Linked DNA regions of Homo sapiens: region 2 is linked to region 1. A link is an interaction called in ENCODE POLR2A ChIA-PET data of the cell type or tissue named here. Cell type or tissue: Caco-2. All regions are shown on one strand. Links, peaks and the distances in the headings refer to the core of each region. The heading gives the core; the rest is flanking DNA.

Region 1 (2,500 bases), core at 1-2,500:
GAATGATGACTCAATAACCCAATGGGGTACAGAGGCATATGTACCCTTTTTGATAGAGTAAGGGGAGGTAAGAGAAATGTGGCAATTTTGGGGATAGTACATGATAGTTAGAGGAATGTAATGGCCTTGGAGAACATATAATGGCCGAGGACTAAGTTTATTGGGCCCGCAAAGCAGACAATAGTTTGTGACAAAAATCTGTTCAGGTGTGTTGACAGACTTCAGTCTCTCTTCCTGAGATGTGAGTTAAATTAATGAAAACTCAGGGAAGAAACCAGAAGTAATAGTTTTCTTCTTTGGCAGGTTCAGACTTTAGGTAGATAAGGGAATAGCAGAGTAAAGCTTCTTCCACCATCTGCTGGTCTCCAAGGGCCTTTAATTCATTAATTGTTGAGAGAGGACCTCACTCTGGCACCCAGGCTGGAGTGCAGTGGTGCTGTCTTGGCTCACTGCAACCTTGACCTTCTGGGCTCCAGTGATCCTCCCACCTCAGCCTCCTAAGAAGCTGGGAGTACAGGCACGTGCCACAATGCCCAGCCAACTTTTTGTGTATATATATATATATATATATATATATATATATATATATATATATATTTTTTTTTTTTTTTTTTTGATAGAGACAGGGTTTTGCCATGTTGCCCAGCCTGATCTCAAACTCCTGAGCTCAAGCGATCAGCCCACCTCAGCCTCCCAAAGTGCTGACATTATAGCCACACGCGCAGCCATTAATATAAAGTAATCTGCAATACTACGGTGCCATATTTTGGGATGAAATTCCCTAGTCTCCTTCATTTCCCCAGTCTGAAACTTCCCTAGAAGTTTTGTACACTATAAGTTGAGTTATGGTTGTGGAGAGAGAAATCAGGTTAGTAACTGAGTGGTAAAATATCCAATTAAACCAGTCTCTCATTTCTGGGAATAGGCCAGTCCAATTAAACAGTTGTGTCTCATTTTAGAAAATGGAGTTGCAGATGGGATCTCAAAGCTAGGCCTCTATATATGACGCAGGCAAATATATCCTTAATAGGAGGCATTTTTATGGAAACAGAAGAAAAACAAAGGCCAATGTCTGGAGTGGTCTACGAACTAGTCCCTCTAGAGTCTGGAAGACAGTTAGGTCAGAAGACCAGTAGCTAGCTGACAGATTTTTTCTAGATTACAGTTGGCATGTAAATTTTCTTCAAATATAAGCTGTTGCATTGATTCTTTTTCAAAACCAAGTTTATTAGCTTAGGCTTGTAAGGCCTCATGAAAAAGACAGTTTTAATTTCAGTGAGTCCAAGTCAGAAAATTGGGATAAAAATTTGGAAAAGTTAGTTTGTAGACTTATAGCCAGGAAAATATTCAGGGTTCAGTACAAATTGTAGGCAAATAATGCAAATTCAAAAACAATGAACAGGGCTGGACTCTTACAACAGGTACACTATAGTTTTCTTCTGAAACATATTTTTCTCCTCTCCAGTTGTCATTTCTACCAAATCATAGTAAGATCAATTTCTTTGCAAAATAAGTTTAGTCTTTGGCCTGATTACATACATAAGTTTAGCAAGAATAGTGATTTATCTTATAGGCTCTTTTTTTTTTTTTTGAGATGGAGTCTCACTCTCTCGCATAGGCTGGAGTGCAGTGGCGCGATCTCAGCTCACTGCAACCTCCATCTCCTGGGTTCAAGCGATTGTCCTGCCTCGGCCTCCCTAGTAGCTGGGACTACAGGTGTGTTCCACCAGGCCCAGATAATTTTTGTGTTTTTAGTAGAGACGGGGTTTTGCCATGTTGGCCAGGCTGCTCCCAAACTTCTGACCTCAGGTGATCCACTCGCATCAGCCTCCCAAAGTGTTGGGATTACAGGTGTGAGCCACCATGCCTGGCCAATATAGGCTGTTTTTAAAAGCTTTGCTGGAACTTTTCATAAGGAATCTCAGATTAGACTTTTTAAAGCCTCTCAAGGCTACGAAGCCAAGCCAAGGATTTGACTCATCCTTAGACTATGTCTGTAACACCTGTACAAACTGGATTAATTTCTCTCTTCTTGAGATCCCCAAAATATCCTGAAGTTCCTAGGCCTGTCAGAAAGTGGCATTCTTTACTTACCACAGGGCAACCATGTGAACCATGTATTTAAGGTACTAGGCCAGTTTTTCCAGGAACTTCTATTGGCTTCATAATGCCAACCTCAATTTTTTAAAGCTGTTTGGTCATATCTGAAAATATGACATTCCAGTCAAAGCTTCAGTAAAAAAGAACAAAAACAAACAACAGAATGTCTCCAATCGTGTTGTTAGAAGAACAGATTATTGAACTTATACAAATAAATTTTTATAGTAAACTATATTGCCTTGTACTTACTATATTGCCATAAAATATGAATACTCACAAATAGTTTCCAAATTCTGAAAAAATCAGGCATAAAGAAACATCCGGCCGGGCGCGGTGGCTCACGCCTGTAATCCCAGCACTTTGGGAGGCCGAGGCGGGCGGATCACGAGGTCAGGAGATC
Region 2 (17,000 bases), core at 5,441-7,940, 68 kb after region 1:
ACAAATTTTCCATATCTAAGAGAGATTAACTGAGTCTGACACCTTGAAAGGTCTGAAAAAAGACCTTCGCCATATGTTCATTGCGGCACTATTCACAATAGCAAAGACATGGAATCAACCCAAACGCCCATCAGTGACAGACTGGATAAAGAAAATGTGGTACATATACACCATGGAATACTATGCAACCACAAAAAAAACAAGATCATGTCCTTTGCAGGGACATAGATGGAGCTGGAAGCCATTATCCTCAGCAAATTCTTGCAGGAACTGAAAACCAAACACCATATGTTCTCACTTATAAGTGGGAGCTGAACAGTGAGAACACATGGACACAGGGAGGGGAACAACACACTCTGGGGTCTGTCAAGAGGTGGTGTTGGGGTAGGGAGAGCATTAGGAAAAATAGCTAATGCATGCTGAGCTGAGTAGCTATGTGATGGGTTGATCTGTGCAGCAAACCACGATGGCACACATTTACCTATGTAACAAACCTGCACATCCGGCACATGCATCCTGAAACTTAAAATAAAAATAAAAATTTAAATTAAAAAAAAAAAGGCTTTTACCATCTATCTTCTCTGAGGACTGCTACCTATGAGGCCTCATCTATATAACAAAGCCATCTTTGCAAGCCAGGCCTCTTTCTTTCTCCCTTTCACACCATGTCTTGCTACTAAACATGATTTACCAACGTAAACTGTTTGGGGCCATACTCTTAGCCTGCATTCTTTTTGTAACCTCAAGATGGTATATAAGTTTCTATATCTTATTGTTGGGTTGAGTCTTCATTCCAAAGGCTCCCATGTAAATACATTAAATAAATTTATATGTCTTTCCTTCTATTAATAAATTTGCCTCATGTCAGTAGTTTTTCAGTGAACTTTTAGGGGCCAATGGTCATGACCCCCACAAGGGTGATGGGCAAGTGCACGATTCTAGAACCGGACTGCTCAGTCTCAAATCCTAGCTCTAATTCTTACTAAAACTTGGGAAAGTTACCTGACATCCTTGTGCCTCAATTTCCTGTTCTGTAAAATGGAGAAAATGTAATACCTATTTCATAGGATCTTTGTGAGGACTGCAGTAACGCATGAAAAACAGAACAGAGCCTGGCATGTAGTAAGCCCTTGATAAGTGTCAACTATTATTTGCCTTATCTTTACCTATCTCAGTTTTTGTCCTTCTCTTCTTACCCCTGATAAGTCTGCAACTGTTAAATGGCTGATTTTTCTTTTGAAGACACTTCTTAGGCTTTTAAGTCATTTAATAGTCAGCTTACCACATTGCCATGGCCCTCCTGGAAGATCCATATACAGATGGCCTCCAACTTATGAGGGTTCAACTTACAGTTTTTAGACTTTATAATAATGTGAATTTGATATACATTCAGTAGAAACTGTACTTTTCCCAGGCTAGCCATATGTGGTATGATACTCTCTCAAGATCCTGGGTAGCAGCGATCACGAGGGTAAACAACTGGTACCCTACAGTGTACTGTGTTCCCAGTGTTTGGGGATATTGTGTTTTATGCTTTCACGTCTCATTATGTCTGCAAAATGCCCATTTGTGTCTCCTGCCTCTGGTGAGAAGAGGAAGGCAATTACCCTTGAGATGGAACTCAAGATCTTAATTCCTCAGCATGAAGGTGGTAAGGAAGTAATGGCCATCTCAGGCAAGTTAGGACTTTCACATTCCATAATTTCCACCTTCTTAAAGGAAAGAAGTGCATAAGTGATGTAGTGAAATGATCAGCCTTGGTTAAATCCACTGTCATCACAAAGAAAAGAGGTGAGCTGACTGATGATATGGAAAAATTACTTGTCATGTGAATGGAAGACCAGATACAGAAGCACATGCCACTTCGCCTTCTGATGATCCAGGCTAAGGCAAGAAGACTTTTCAATACTTTAAAAGAACGTGCTGATGATCCGTTGGATATGTAAAAGTTTATAGCAAGTCATGGGTAGTTCCAACACTTCAAAAGTTGTCATCATTTTCATAATGCAGAGGTCAGCAGTGAGGCCACAATTGCAGATACTAAATGTGCCAAAGCTTTTAAAGAAGAGCTGTGTAAGATAATTGTAAATAAGAAATACTTGTGAGAGCAAATATTTAATGCCAATGAAACAAGCTTATTCTGGAAGCGTATCCTAGAGCATCCATACATTCATCAAGAGTACAGGAAGATGCCAGGATTCAAGGCATTCAAAGACCTTATAATGCTGTTTTTGGGTGGAAATGTTGCATGGTTCAAATTCTCCACTTGGAGAACCCTAGAGCATTCAAGAATGTGAATAAGCATATACTTAGTTCCTTTTTATTACTGCCATAACAAGAAAGCCTGGATTACAAGCCTTGAAAACAAGTCAGCACTGTTTTCAGACTACTTTTTGAACTGTGTTACGCTATTGACAAGAGGATATTGTAGGCAAAACAGCATCTGATTCAAGATTCTTCTGATCTTAGACAATGTTCCAGGGTACCCACACCATATCATCAACACGCATCCTGATGTAAAGGTTGTGTATTGTCACTGAACACAATTACACTCATTCAGTCAAAGAACCAAGGTGCAATAGCTGCATTCAAAGCATACTATTTATGCCAAACGTTCACATAGGCTGTTGAAGCAGTGGAATCTGGCCAGACTCTCCAAGAGTTTTGGAAAGGTTTTAACATTCTAAATACTATCTGGAACATTGCTTCAGCTTGGGAAGAAGTCACACAGCAATGCATGAACGGCATTTGGAAGAAAGTTTAAAAGACATATGTTGAACACATTCAAAGGCTTTAACAAAAATTCTGCTGTTGATGAAATAGTAAGTAACAAGATATTAGTGCTTGGGAAACAGCTAGAATTAGACATCAATAAAGAGGATATTCATGAGCTTGTTGGCACTGAGGCTGAAGAGCTTTCTAATGAGGAACTGATCAAACTGGGGGAAGAAATAAGTGAAGAAGCTGAGGCAGAAGAAGAAGAAGTTATACCTGAGGCACCAAGAACATTCACAGCAAAGAAACTGGAGGAGGCGTTTGCTACTATCAGCAGTGGGGTATAAACCTTAGAAGAAATGGATATCACTGGATCCATTTTCCACACAATCTTTACTGAAGATTTGTAAGAACTGACAGGGAGTTACAACATGCTCTAGCTTGCTATACAGAAATACGTAATGAAAAGAAGAAACAAACTTTACAGTCAAAACTTAGTATCTTCCTGAAGAACAGGATGCCTGCTAAACCAACAATAAGTGTCCATGCCTCAGTGCCTTCTGCCAGCTATTCTCAACCCTCATCAGAAGAGAGAGAAATTTATCACCTTGTCACTGTAGCATCCCTATCATCCAGCAATTAATTTTAGTTCAATGCTTCAAACATTCTTCAAGCCCAATGTGCTTTCAGTTATGCACATTAATGGTGAGGACCCATACAAGGATTCTGTCTTTCACTTTCAGTACAGTGTTCATAAATTACATGAGCTAGGCCAGGTGCAGTGGCTCACACCTGTAATCTCAGCACTTTGAGAGGCCGTGGCGGGTGATCACTTGAGGCCAGGAGTTCGAGACTAGCCTGGCCAACATGGGGAAAACCTATCTCTACTAAAAATACAAAAATAAGCTGGGCATAATGGTGTGTTCCTGTAATCCCAGCTACTTGGGAGGCTGAGGCAGGAGAATCATTTGAACCTAGGAGGCAGAGGTTGCAGTGAATCGAGATCGCGCCACTGCACTCCAGCCTGGGCAACAGAGTGAGACTCCGTCTTAACAAAAAAATAAAAAATAAAAAATTACAGGAGATATTCACACTTTATTATAAAATAGGCTTTGCATTTCATGATATTGGCCAACTATAGGATAATATCTGAGCACAGTTAAGGCAAGCAGGCTAAGCTATGATGTTTGGTAGTTTAGGTGAATTAAATGCGTTTTTTACTTATGATGGATTTATCAGGACATAACTTCATTGTAAGTCAAGGAGCATCTCTATAGATTTTTTTTTCGCCTTAGTTATTCATTCTCAATAATTACATATTACAGAAAATCTGCTTTGTGAGTTATACAATTTGGCTGGTAGTGAAAGGTGACCAGCTGAGTTCTGATTACCGTGTCCCACACCACCACACTAAAGGCCAGGGTACATGTATGACCCCAGAATTGTCTGACAAGCAAGGCCTGTGCTTCTCCTCTTGGATTCATTCCATTCTTCCTCCATTCGCTTGGGATATCCCCAATGGAGGGGACTTGATCTGTCTGGTTTCATCAGGAAATCCTCAATATTGGAAACTCCTTCTTTCATAGGACCAGGAGTTGTCCAAGAGTAAGGTCTCAGTGCTTCAAATCCATCAGAGATTTCCCAGAGAGGTATTTCTATCTGTCCACTGGAATGGGATCATTGAAGAGTGGGGGCTATGTCTACTCCGAGGCTGAATACTTTTTTTCTAAATACTTTAATATTTTTACCACTGTCAACAGAAAACAATCAAGAGGCTCAGACTCTAATCTAAAGAGAGTTTATTCAAGCACAAAGTGTAAGGACTGCTGCCTGGGAAGCACAGATTCCAAAGAATGAAAGAAAGTCAGTGTTCTGAAGTGTAGAAGGTTGGAATTGTTTACATAGATAAAGTTTAGGGAAACTTAACAGAATTTCAACATCTTTCTGTTTTTGTTTTGTTTTGTTTAGAAACACCCTGTTGCCCAGGCTGGAGTGCAGTGATGCAATCATAGCTCACAATGGCCTCGAACTCCTGGGCTCAAGCCATCCTCCCGTGTCAGACTCCCAAGTAGCTGGGATTACAGGTATGCACCACCATGCTTGGCTTCAACATCTTTCTATATAAGGCTTAATGCGTAGTTACAATGATTCTATTAGCCAAGGGGGACTTTTCCTTTTGGGAAAGGTATTGTTAACATCCCACAGTGAAGATGTAAATCATGGGGTATTTTGCACCATCTGGTCTCAGTGATGTACAGGACAATGAAAGAGGCAGTAACTCTGCAACATTTTGTGATTTGTGATTGGAAGTGGAGAGGTCTAGTCTCTGATCTCTCCTAGTCATTTACAGAATAAGAACAATGAGGAAGAGAGTTAATCTATAATCTAAGAAACAGAATGGTAATCATGCTATGTGACTCAGTCTCCAGGGCTTATGGCAAAATAAATTTAGGTGGCCCTGAAACTTTATTTTCTTTTACACCATCATAGTTCTAAAATGGATTGCTTTTCCCTGACTTCTTTTTTTTTTTTTTTTGAAATGGAGTTTCACTCTTTCACCCAGGCTAGAGTGCAGTCGCGCGATCTTGATTCACTGCAACCTACATCCCCTGGGTTCAAGCAATTCTCCTGCCTCAGCCTCCTGAGTAGCTGGGATTATAGGTGCCCACCAACACACCCAGCTAATTTTTGTATTTTTAGTAGAGATGGGGTTTTGCCATGTTGGCCAGGCTGGTCTCAAACTCCTGACCTCAAGTGATCCACCCACGTCGGCCTCCCAAAGTGCTGGGATTACAGGCATAAGCCACCACGTCCAAACTTTCCTGCCTTCTTGAAAAGAATTCACTGAGTATCATTTAACCTTTCTTTGATAATTGAAAGCTATAGTCATACATACCAATGGCTGTAGGGTGATGTCGTGATTGGGGCCATGTAAAGCATGCAGGTTGTTTATGCTGAAGGCAACCAAAAATATGCCACCCCAAAATATACTTCTTTGGCATATTTTGAGATGGCTATTCTGAGGGGCTGCAAACACGAGAATAGTCCTGAAAAACTGTCTTTTGTGGGGGAGACTTGCATCTGTAGAGGAAATCAACGTTAGTGGAGTGAAGTAAACAGCAGATGCGAACAGGCTTTCTCTGAAGCCCCCTTATCCGAATTTAGGAAAGGCTGACTCACAGGAAAAGGAGAGCAAAGGTCTGGCAGACACCTTACCCCAGGCTGCCACCTATTTTTTCTGAGAGCTGCTACCTTTTGGGGTTTTATCTGCATAAAAAGACAGCCTTTCCCTGCCTTGCTTTCCTCCCTTCATTGTTCCATAACCCATGAGGCTACCTCCATCCCAAGAGTCCCCAAACCCCTATCATTTCTGTAATCTCTGAATGGTATTAAAACTTCAGCCATCTGACCCCTCCTTTGAGTCTCATACTGTGTGTATAGCTCCTATGATCATATGCACATTAAGTTTGTATACCTTTTTCTCCTATTGGTCTATCTTTTGTTATAGAGGTATCCCAGCTAAGAAGTTATTAGGATTGAGAAAATAAATTATATTTTTTCTCCCTTTCAATACCCTGCTGTAAGCTGAAAATAAATTTCTTTTTTCTTTTTTCTTTCTTTTTTTTTTTTTTTTAAGACGGAGTCTCGTTCTGTCACCCAGGCAAGAGCGCAATGGCACAATCTTGGCTCATTGCAACCTCCACATCCCAGGTTCAAGCGATTCTTGTGCCTTAGCTTCCTGAGTAGCTGGGATTACAGACATGCACCACCACGCCTGGCTAATTTTTGTATTTTTAGCAGAGACGAGGTTTCACCATGTTGGCTGGGCTGGTCTCAAACTCCTGACCTCAAGTGATCCACTGCCTTGGCCTCCCAAAATGCTGGGATTACAGGTGTGAACCACTGTGCCCGGCCTGACATATTTTTAAATGGCCTTGCAAAGCTGTCTCCTGTGGAGAAAATCTATATTCTGTAGAGAACCCCCTCTCCTTTGCAAGTTTTTTCCTGATCCAGGAAAGAATTAACTAAGAGTCTGGCACATCTTAAGGCCTCATAAAAGACATTTACTATCTATTCTACAAATAAGAACTTTGGTCTCCACAACCCGTTAGGCCAGGTTGCACTGTGTTAGCGCATTCTTGCATTGCTATAAAGAAATACCTGGCCAGGCACAGTGATTCATGCCTGTAATCCCAGCACTTTGGGAGGCCAAAGCAGGTGGATCACTTGAGGTCAGGAGTTCGAGACCAGCCTGGCCAACATGGTGAGACCCCGTCTCTATTAAAAATACAAAAGTTAGCTGGGCATGGTGGCAGGTGCCTGTAATCCCAGCTACTTGGGAGGCTGAAGCATGAGAATCACTTGAACCCAGGAGGTGGAGGTTGCAGTGAGCCGAGATTGTGCCACTGCACTCCAGCCTGGGCGACATGGCAAGACTCTGTCTCAAAAAATAAATAAATAAATAAATAAATAAATAAATAAATACCTGAGACTGGGTAATTTTTATATATATAAAAAAGAGGTTTAATTTGCTCATGGTTCTGTAGGCTGTACAAGCATGGCACCAACATCTGCTGAGCTTCTAGGGAGGCCTTGGGGAGCTTTTACTCATGACAGAAGGCAAAGCAGGAGCAGGCATGTCACATGGCAAGAGAGGGAGCAAGAGCCGGGGGGAGGGGCGTGATGCCATACACTTTTAAACAACCAGGTCTCATGAGAAGTCACTCACTATCGTGAAGACAGCACCAAGCCATGAGGGATCCACCCCCAAGACCCAAATGCCTCCCACCAGGCCCGACTTCCAACATTGGTGATTATATCTCAACCTGAGATTTTGGGGGACAAATATCCAAACTATTTCAACCCCTTATCTTAACCCAGACACTCCTTTCTATTGATTGCAGGTCTTTAAATAATAACCCTTTCAACCAATTGCCAATCAGAAAATCTCTGAATTTATCTATGACTTGTGAGCCACAGGTTCATGCTCTACCACCTTTCTGAATCAAACCAATGCATAACTTACATGCATTGATTGATATCTTATGTCTCCCTGAAACATATAAAACCAAGTTATAATCCAATCATCATGGGCACATGTTCTCAGAACCTCTTGAGACTGTGCCTTGGGCCTTGGTCACTCATGTTTGGCTCAGAATAAACCTCTTTAAATATTTTACAGAGTTTGACTCTCTTTGTCGACACTGCCCTAATGTCTTGAAGGAAACCAAAATATTCCAGTCCAAAATACACTTCTTTGGCATATTTCCTTTTTTTTTTTTTTTTTTGAGGTGGAGTTTCACTCTTGTTGCCCAGGCTGGAGTGCAATGGTGCCATCCCGGCTCACTGCAACCTCCGCCTCCTGGGTTCAAGCGATTCTCCTGCCTCAGCCTCCTGAGTAGCTGGGATTACAGGTGCCCACCGCCACGCCCAGCTGAATTTTTTCATTTTTAGTAGAGAGGGGGTTTCACCAGGTTGGCCAGGCTGGTCTCGAACTCCTGACCTCAGGTGATCCGCCTGCCTCGGCCTCCCAAAGTACTGGGATTACAGGCGTAAGCACCGCACCTGGCCCTCTTTGGCATATTTCAAGATGGCTATTCAGAAGGGCGGAAATACACAAAGAGCTTAAAAGCCATCTCCTTATGAGAAAGATTTGCATCTGCAGCAAGAATCTGCATTGATGCCACCAGGCTGTTTCTGAAGCCCTCCCCTATCTGGATCTGGGCAAGATTAGAAAGTCTGACACCTTAAAAGTCTGAAAGAAACATCTACCTTCTATTCTTTCTGAGGGCTGCTACCTGTAAGGTTTCATCTGCATAACATGTTCTCCCTATCCCAGAACGTGTTTTGCCACAATCCAAGGTGGCATTCCTTCTGTAACCTCAAGATGGTACACAAGCTTCTGAACCCCATGAAAGGGTGGGAGTAATCACTCTGTGGTTCTCCTTGTGCACATTAATAAATCTGTACGTCATTTCTTCTGAGAAAAGAAAAACAGCTGACAGAAGTCTGAGCTGTGTGAGATATGCAGGTCCAGAGAGACACGAGTATGGGACTTCAGTCACACCTCACCACATGCATCCATGTCTGAGGGCAATTGCTTAAAGTCATTTTGTTCCTGATTAGCTGCCTCATCCATTATCTTCATGTCCCTGGACAAAGAACAATGGATAGCCAATCAATAGCTTATGTTATTTAAATGTAAATTCTTGGTAAAGAATTTAGGAACTGCCTCTTCTTTTCCTTTAAAAATCAACTCGTATCTGTTGCTAATCAGAGGGCAACTTGAATCTATGCTCCCAGGTTGGAGTCCTCAAGCTTGGCCCAAATAAACTCTACTTACATTATGTTGGCCTCAGCTTCTTCCTTTTAGGTTGACTAATCTGGTGAAATTGGCAGGATTCAAAGTAACTCCCCTCAACCACCCTGTGTTTCTCTCTGAAAGTGATACTGGGTACCAGCATGAACATTCCCTCCAGTGTCCCATCTGATGTTTTGGGTGAGTTCTCCTGAATTAGAACCTCCCACTCTTTGATTGAAGGTCCAAACGTTGTTTGAACTATTTTTCAAACCCTCTCTGTCCTGGGGAGAGCTTCGGGCTTTGCCTTTGAACAGGACCTTTGAGTAAAAAGCTCTTCAGGGAACTACCTTTTTTCTCCCTCTGCCTTGGGATCAGGGGTTCTGGTCAAAGTTTTTCTACCCCTGTGACACAGCAGAATTTTTGATCAAAAGATTGACAGTTAGGTACTGGTGGTTTCATTTTGTTGGGGCTCAGAAACCAATACCCCAAAAGATAGCATTTTGACAGATTGAAATTGAGAAGCCTCAAGGTCTCTCTGACCTCTCCCTCCCACCACTGTCTCCCCTGTAGAGGCTGAAGTTCCTTTATCTGCTTAAGATCCAGACCCACCAAGGAGAACGATTGTTTTTTGCTTCCCCTCCCTGTTTTCTCATTATCTATTGCAGAAAATAAGACCAAGGCGTAAACACACCTGAACAGACCCGTTTTAATGACAGTTTCCAAGGATCATTTAAATTTCAAAGCGAACTATTTACAAGTTCATCTCTGTTGCCAGATCCATTCATTCTCCCTAATAATCCCCTCAACAGAATTCTTCTTCTCCCCACCTCCATAACCTGTTTTGCCAGGATCGAAGTCCCCATTCTTTCTGTAACCTCAAGATGGCATATAACCTTCCATTTGTGGAGAGTTCTTAGCATGAGAGAGAGAGAGAAAAATAAGATGGTATCTGAGCTTCTGTACTCATTAGGAGGTTGGGTCTTCATGCTGAAGGCTCCTGTGTATACACGTCAAACAAATCTGTATGGCTTTTCTCCTATTAATCAATCTGCCTTATGTCAGTGATTTTTCAGCAAACCTTTAGGGGACCAAGGGCTTTGGCCCCCATAGTTTCATAGAGCATGCTTTTAAGATTGCAGCTCAGCCAGGCACGGTGCCTCACATCTGAAATCCCAGCACTTTGGGAGGCCAAAGTGGGAGGATTGCTTAATCCCAGGAGTTCGGGGCTGCAGTGAGCTGTGATCACGCCACTATGCTCCAACCTGGCCAACAGAGCACGACCTTGTCTCAAAAAAAAGAAAAAAAAAAAAGGTGGCTGCTGTTTTCCATCACTTGAAAATGTGGACTTAGCCTTTCATTTGTGACCAGTTCCTGTTAGTTCCTAACTGAAACGTGTACCCCCTTTTTGCTCTTCTGGACACGTATAACACGTCTGGTTTCCCATGCCTTGATCACTGTGCTGCCACATGGTAGTTAGAGACAGTGTGAGACATGTCACACTTTGACCTTAAACACATTCCCCCATTGGCCACTTTTGAAAAGTTCTTAAATTATGGGAAATCAGCTTCAAAATCTAAGCACTCTTTTTAGAAATACCAGCTGGATTTACGTATAACCCTTACAGGTGTCTTCTTGTAAATATCTAGGAAAAGTGGGCTCGCTTAACCTGGGACACTCAAAAGCAGCAGAAGCCAAAGTAGGGATCTTCTGAAATGTCTGAAATAATTCAGCTGGGTGCCATGGCTCACACTTGTAATATCGGCATTTTGGGAGGCCGAGGTGAGAGGACCACTTGAGCCCAGGAATTTGAGACCATCCTGGGCAACATAGTGAGACCTTTTCTCTACAAAAAATAAAAAAATAAGTGGGAGGATCACTTGAGCCCCACAGGTCGAGGCTGCAATAAGCCGTGATCACACCACTGCACTCCCGCCTGGGTTGACAGAGTGAGACCTTTCCTCAAAAAATAATAATAATAACAATAATTCATTTGCATTCACAACTAGAAAAAAAGCTGGTTTTAAAACCAGACACACTGAATGGGAGACCTAATTTATGTTTTTCCTGGCTGAAATCTGATAATAAGAGATTCAAAAAGATTCTTTTTGAGAGTTCTATGGGAAGAAGTCATCTTCACTAAAAGTTGATATTTAGTACTGGGAGCAGTGGTTCACTGCTACAATCCCAACACTTGGCGAAGAATTGATAGCGGCAGGAGGCAGGCCAATGTCTAGGCAGATGGAGGTGGGGTCCCCTGTGAAACCCCATCTTCAATCCAAAGAGTTTAAAGCCTGAAAGCCAAGCTACAAGTCAAGTCTACAGACTGGGTTGGGAATCTCTCTTCCCATTTGGTGCACTTTCCTCTGTTTGATCCTCACCGTTCACCTATTTTACATATCCTACCCTTCCCTAATTGTTTTTTTTACACTGTCTTCCCCACCTTTGAGTGGTGTCTTTCTTTTGGGTCTTTTGCATACTCACAAACCAGTCACCACACACAAACCACACACCACACACAAACCACACACCACACACAAGAACCTGGGACCCACCAAACAGTAGGGGATGAAAGGAGCTGTAAGCTGTAGCCCTCCCATCCTTTGCCAGTGCCAGGCAGCTGCCCCACATGATGGGAAGCGGCTTGCAGAGCCAAGCCAGCTGGGAGCCATGGGCTGGAGTGGGGTGGTGGGAAGAAATAAGCAGAGGCCCTGACAGCCACAGAAGTTTCCAGCTGGCAAAGTGAGGCTGAGAAAAATCCTGCATCAGAAAGAATGAGGCAGGAGGATTACTTGAGGCCAGGAGTTCAAGACCAGCCTAGGCAACATAGCAAACCCCGTCTCTACAAAAAATGTTAAAAAAAAAAAAAATATATATATATATATATATATATATATATATATATATATATATATATATATATATATATATATAGTCAGGCATGGTGGCACAGACCTGTAGTCCTAGCTACCCAGGGGGCTGTGTTAGGAGGATCGTTGAGCCCAGGAGTTCAAGGTTTCAATGAGCTGGAGATCGTTGAGCCCAGGAGTTCAAGGTTTCAATGAGCTGGATTATGCCACTGCTTTCAGTCTGGGTGACAGAGCAAGACCTTGTCTCAAAAAAAAAAAAAAAAAAAAAAAAAAAGCTGATATTTAGGCTATAATTTTTTTGAGAATAAAATATTTCTTCTTTTTCCTTTTTTGGATTCTGTTTCTGGGATTTTTCTCAGTCAGCTAAAGCCCCTTTTTAAATGTGTTTGATCCCACTGTTTGCTTCCTATCTTATTGGCATGATTTTTGCTGAGAAAAATGTAAAACTTCATTGGCCTTTTTGAAAGCGGAAAATCTTCCCAAATTGGCTCCTCTAAGACTTGTTCTTCTATTTTCTTCCACATCTGCTTCTCCTTCCTTTTGTCATTTTCAATACCACATGAAGCTTAGAAGAGACTTCTAATGACCCTGAGACCCCTTGAAGAACACAGAACACAGCACCACTCACCTGCTTTTTGGAGTTTCTGTTTTCCTTATGGAGTCTGAAGTGTTGTGGGCAATTTCTTTCAGGTCTAAAGCTCTATTCCTTTTTGCATTGTATCGCCTAATCTCTTTGGTTTTAGTGGGTTCCATGAGTTGCTTTGTGCTGTGAGCGGGAACCTGACGTTTGTGTGTGCACTGGTTGACAAGTCACTGGTGAAGGCTGCAGTTTTGGAAATGGCTGACAGGGGATACAATGAATGGTTGCTACTGCAGGCAGGGCACACTTTTCTTTGTGCATTTAGATGAGAAAGGCATCATTTGAACACTTCAAAGGTGTAAGACTGCTCATCATTGAGGGATAAGACTCCCATGGGGGATAGGCTAGAATGGGTTTATTGGGTCACCCACCGCATGGCTGGTCTCATGGCATTTCCAACTTTTGGGGACCCAGGATGCAGTAAAAATGGGACCCTTGATTTTTAAAAATTTCGATGCCCTGCCTTCCAGTTGTGCCTGCTTTTCACATTTAAATATTTGACCCTGAAGACTACAAATGCTTCCCTTGCCCTATTCACTAAAGGGTTCCACCCTAAAGTCAGTAATCTAATTAAGCAGAAACAAGCTAAATTGAAAAGACCACCTATCTAACTAGATTGGTATTTAAAATAAGACCTGTGGCATTTAGCTGGCTATTTTGTAACACTTTGTAAAATAAATATCTGTAAAGGAAATCTCAATTTTTAAGAGCATCGTCCTACACTCAAGCCACAAGAAAACTTTTATAATGGGAAAGATATTGCTTAAAGTTTACACAACAGGCTGGGCATGGTGGCTCACGCCTGTAATTCCAGCATTTTGGGAGGCCAAAGTGGCCAGATCACTAGAGGTCAGGAGTTTGGGACCAACCTGGCCAACATGGTGAAACCTCATCTCCACTAAAAATTAGCCAGGTGTGGTAGCCTGTAATTGCAGCTCCTCTGCAGGCTGACGCAGGAAAATCATGTGAACCCAGGAGACGGAGGTTGCAGTGAGCGGAGATTGTGCCACTGCATTCCAGCCTGGGTGACAGAGCAAAACTCCATCTCAAAAAAAAAAAAAAAAAAAAAAAAAAAGAAGACTTTTCCAAAAGGAACACCTGTAAGTCCAAGAGAGCCATGTTAGGCTTATCTGGTATGTTAAAAGTGTACAGGAAACACTGTCAAGTAAGAAATATTTGTATAACTATGTTATTGATATGTTAATATACTTTGGATCAGTGTCCCCAACAAATCTCATGTTAAATTGTAATCCCCAGTATTGGAGATGGAGCCTGGTGGGAGGTGATTTGATCATGGGGGCGGAGTTCTCATGAATGGGTTAGCACCATCCCGTTGGAACTATTCCTGTGATAGTGAGTGAGTTATCATCAGATCTGGTTGTTAAAAGTTTGTAGCAACCCCCACCCTTCCTACTCCAGCCATGCAAGATGTGCCTGCTTCCCCTTCACCTTCCACCATGATTGTAAGTTTCCTGAGGCCTCTGAAGAAGCAGAAGTTGCTATGCTTCCTGCACAGCCTGCAGAACCATGAGCCAATTAAACCTCTTTTCTTTATAAATTACCTAGTCTCAGGTATTTCTTTATAGCCCATAATGGACTAATTGGTACTGAGGAGTAGGTCATTGCTATAAAGACACCTGAAAATGCAGAAGCAGCTTTGGAACTGGGTAACAAACAGGGGTTGGAACAGTTTTGAGGGCTCAGAAGAAGACAGGAAGATGAGGGAAAATTTGGAACTTCCTAGAGACTTGTTAAATTGTTGTGACCAAAATGCTTATAGTGATATGGACAATGAAGTCCAGGCTTAGGAGGTCTCAGATGGAAATGAGGAACTTTTTGGTAACTGGAGCAAAGGTCACTTTTGTTATGCCTTAGCAAAGAACTTGGAGGCATTGTGCCCCTGCCCTAGGGATCTATGGAACTTTGAACTTGAGAATGATGACTTAGGGTATCTGGTGAAAAAAATTTATAAGCAGCAAAGTGTTCAAGAGGTAGCCTGGCTGCTTCTAACCACTGATTCCCATATGCATGAGTAAAGAAATGATGTAAACCTGAAACTTATATTGAAAAGGGAAGCAGGATGGGCACAGTGGCTCATGCGTGTAATCCTAGAATTTTGGGAGGCCAAGGCAGACAGATCACTTGAGCCCAGGAGTTCAAGACTAGCCTGGGCAACATGGACAAACCCTGTCTCTATAAAATAAATAAATAAATAAGTAGCCAGGTGTGGTGGCACACGCCTATAGTCTCTGCCACTCAGAAGGCTGAGCCCAGGAGGTCAAGGCTGTGCAAGGCAATGATTGTGCCACTGCACTCTAGCCTGAGTGACAGAGACCCTGTCTCAAAACTAAATAAATAAAAAGTAAAAGGGAAGCAAAGCATAAAAGCTTGAAAAATTTGGAGCCTGGCCATGTGGTAGAAAAGAAAAGCCCACTGGCCAGGTGTGGTGGCTCACGCCTGTAATCCCAGCACTTTGGGAGGCCAAGGCAGGGAGATCATGAGGTCAGGAGTTCGAGACCAGCCTGGCCAACATGATGAAACCCCGTCTCTACTAAAAATACAAAAATTAGCTGGGTGTGGTGGCACATGCCTATAATCCCAGCTCCTCAAGAGGCTGAGGCAGGAGAATCATTTGAACCGAGGAGGTGAAGATTGCAGTGAGCCAAGGTCGTGCCATTGCACTCCAGCCTGGGTGACAGTGAGAGACTCCAACTCAAAAAAAAAGAAAAGAAAAGAAAAGGAAAGAAAAGCCCACCTTCGGGGAGCAATTAAAGCCAGCTGCATAAATTTTGCGTAACTAAAAAGAAGGTAAATGCTAATAGTGAAGACAATGGGGAAAGGGCCTTGAAGACATTTCACAGACATTCACCACAGCCCTTTTCATCAGAGGTCTGGAGACTTAGAAGGGAAGAATGGTTTCCTGGGCCAGGCCCAGGGCCCCATCACTCTGCACAGCCTCAGGACACAGCTCCCTGCATCCCAACCACTCCAGTTCCAGCCTTGGCTCAAAAGGTCCCAGGTACAGCGTGGGTTACTACTTCAGAGAGTGCAAGCCAGAAGCCTTGGTGGTTTCCACAGAGTGTTAAGCATCCAGGTGTGCAGAGTGCAAGAGCTGAGGCTTGGGAGCCTCTGCCTAGATTTCAGAGGATGTATGGAAAAGACTGGATGTCCACTCAGAAGCCTGCCACAGGGGTGGAGCCCTCATGGAGAACCACTTCTGGGGCAGTGCGGTGGGGAAATATGGGGGTTAGAGCTCCCTCACAGAGCCCCCATTGGGCACTTCCCTGTAGAGCTGTGAGAAGAGGACCAATATCCTCCAGACCCCAGAATGGTAGATCCACTGACAGCTTGCACCCTGCACTTGGAAAAGCTGCAGGCACTCAACATCAGCCCTTGAGAGCAGCCCTGGAAAGCCACAGAAGCAGGACTGCCCAAGGCTTTGGAATACCACCCCTTGCAACAGTATGCCCTGAATGTGCGACATGGAGTCAACAGAGATTATTTTGGAGCTTTAAGATTTAATGACCACCCTGCTGGATTTCAAACTTGCATGAGGCCTGTAGCCCCTTTCTTTTGACCCATTTCTCCCTTTTGGAATGGGAGCATTTATCCAATGCCTGTACCCTCATGGTATCTTGGAAGTAACTAACTTGTTTTTGATTTTATAGGCTCATAGGCAGAAGGGACTTGTCTTGTCTCAGATGAGATTTTAGACTTTGGTCTTTTGACCTAATGCTGGAATAAGTTAAGACTTTGGGGGACTGTTGGGATTACAGGTGCACACCACCACTCCCAGCTAATTTTTTTTTTTTTTTGTATTTTTAGTAGAGATGAAGTTTCACCATGTTGGCCAGGCTGGTCTTTAACTCCTGACCTCAAGTGATCCACCCGCCTCTGCCTCCCAAAGTGCTGGGATTACAGGCGTGAGCCACCATGCCCAGCCATGAACACAAGTTTCTGATAACTTTGGAGATCATATCATTGGATTAAGTTAAAACTTTCAGAATTCTAATAAACTGATGCATCATTCATGAATATTGCTAACCCAACATCAAGCAGAACAGGAATCAATTATATGGAACTGATCTGATAAAGGGATAAAATGGCTTTTATGACTTTTTATTTGAAACACTGCTGATTGCTTTTATATTTTGTTCTGCAGAATCAATAAAACTTTTGTCTTTTGAGTAATTTATAGCTTATAGACATAGAGTAAAAGATACATTTATTAGCAAAATGGAAACATTTACCTGTCTCTCTCTACCTGATTTCTCCAAAGTTTAAAAATTATTCATGAGTATTCTTATTTTATGGCAATCTAGTTATTAGCATAAGTTTAATAAGAATCTATTCTTCTTGTAAAAAAAAAAAAGAATCTGTTCTTCTTGTAACAAAGCACAGTTGGAGACACTGGTTGTTTTATTAAGGGTTTGACTGAAATATCACATTTTCAGATATGACCAGACAGCTTTAAGGA

The links. ChIA-PET counts read pairs that join two places held together with the same protein. Peaks named below come from ENCODE experiments on the same cell type or tissue, not always from the same donor. Only the 100,000 strongest peaks of a DNase experiment are listed, where the experiment ranks them.
Region 2: POLR2A ChIA-PET joins it to region 1 with 7 read pairs; 5 of 35 experiments call an interaction of 5 or more read pairs at or near these places.

Annotation. Positions count from the first base shown.
Region 1 is chr2:47,669,721-47,672,220 of GRCh38, forward strand. It overlaps a transcript of MSH2 not described here. Among named protein-coding and RNA genes, the nearest start is that of KCNK12, 100 kb to the left of the region's middle. In Caco-2, for the core only: no CTCF peak of the experiment used is centred there; no DNase peak of the experiment used is centred there.
Region 2 is chr2:47,732,708-47,749,707 of GRCh38, forward strand. No RefSeq gene overlaps it. Among named protein-coding and RNA genes, the nearest start is that of MSH6, 42 kb to the right of the region's middle. RefSeq lists a silencer at 15,439-15,592. In Caco-2, for the core only: no CTCF peak of the experiment used is centred there; a DNase peak (open chromatin) is centred at 6,854.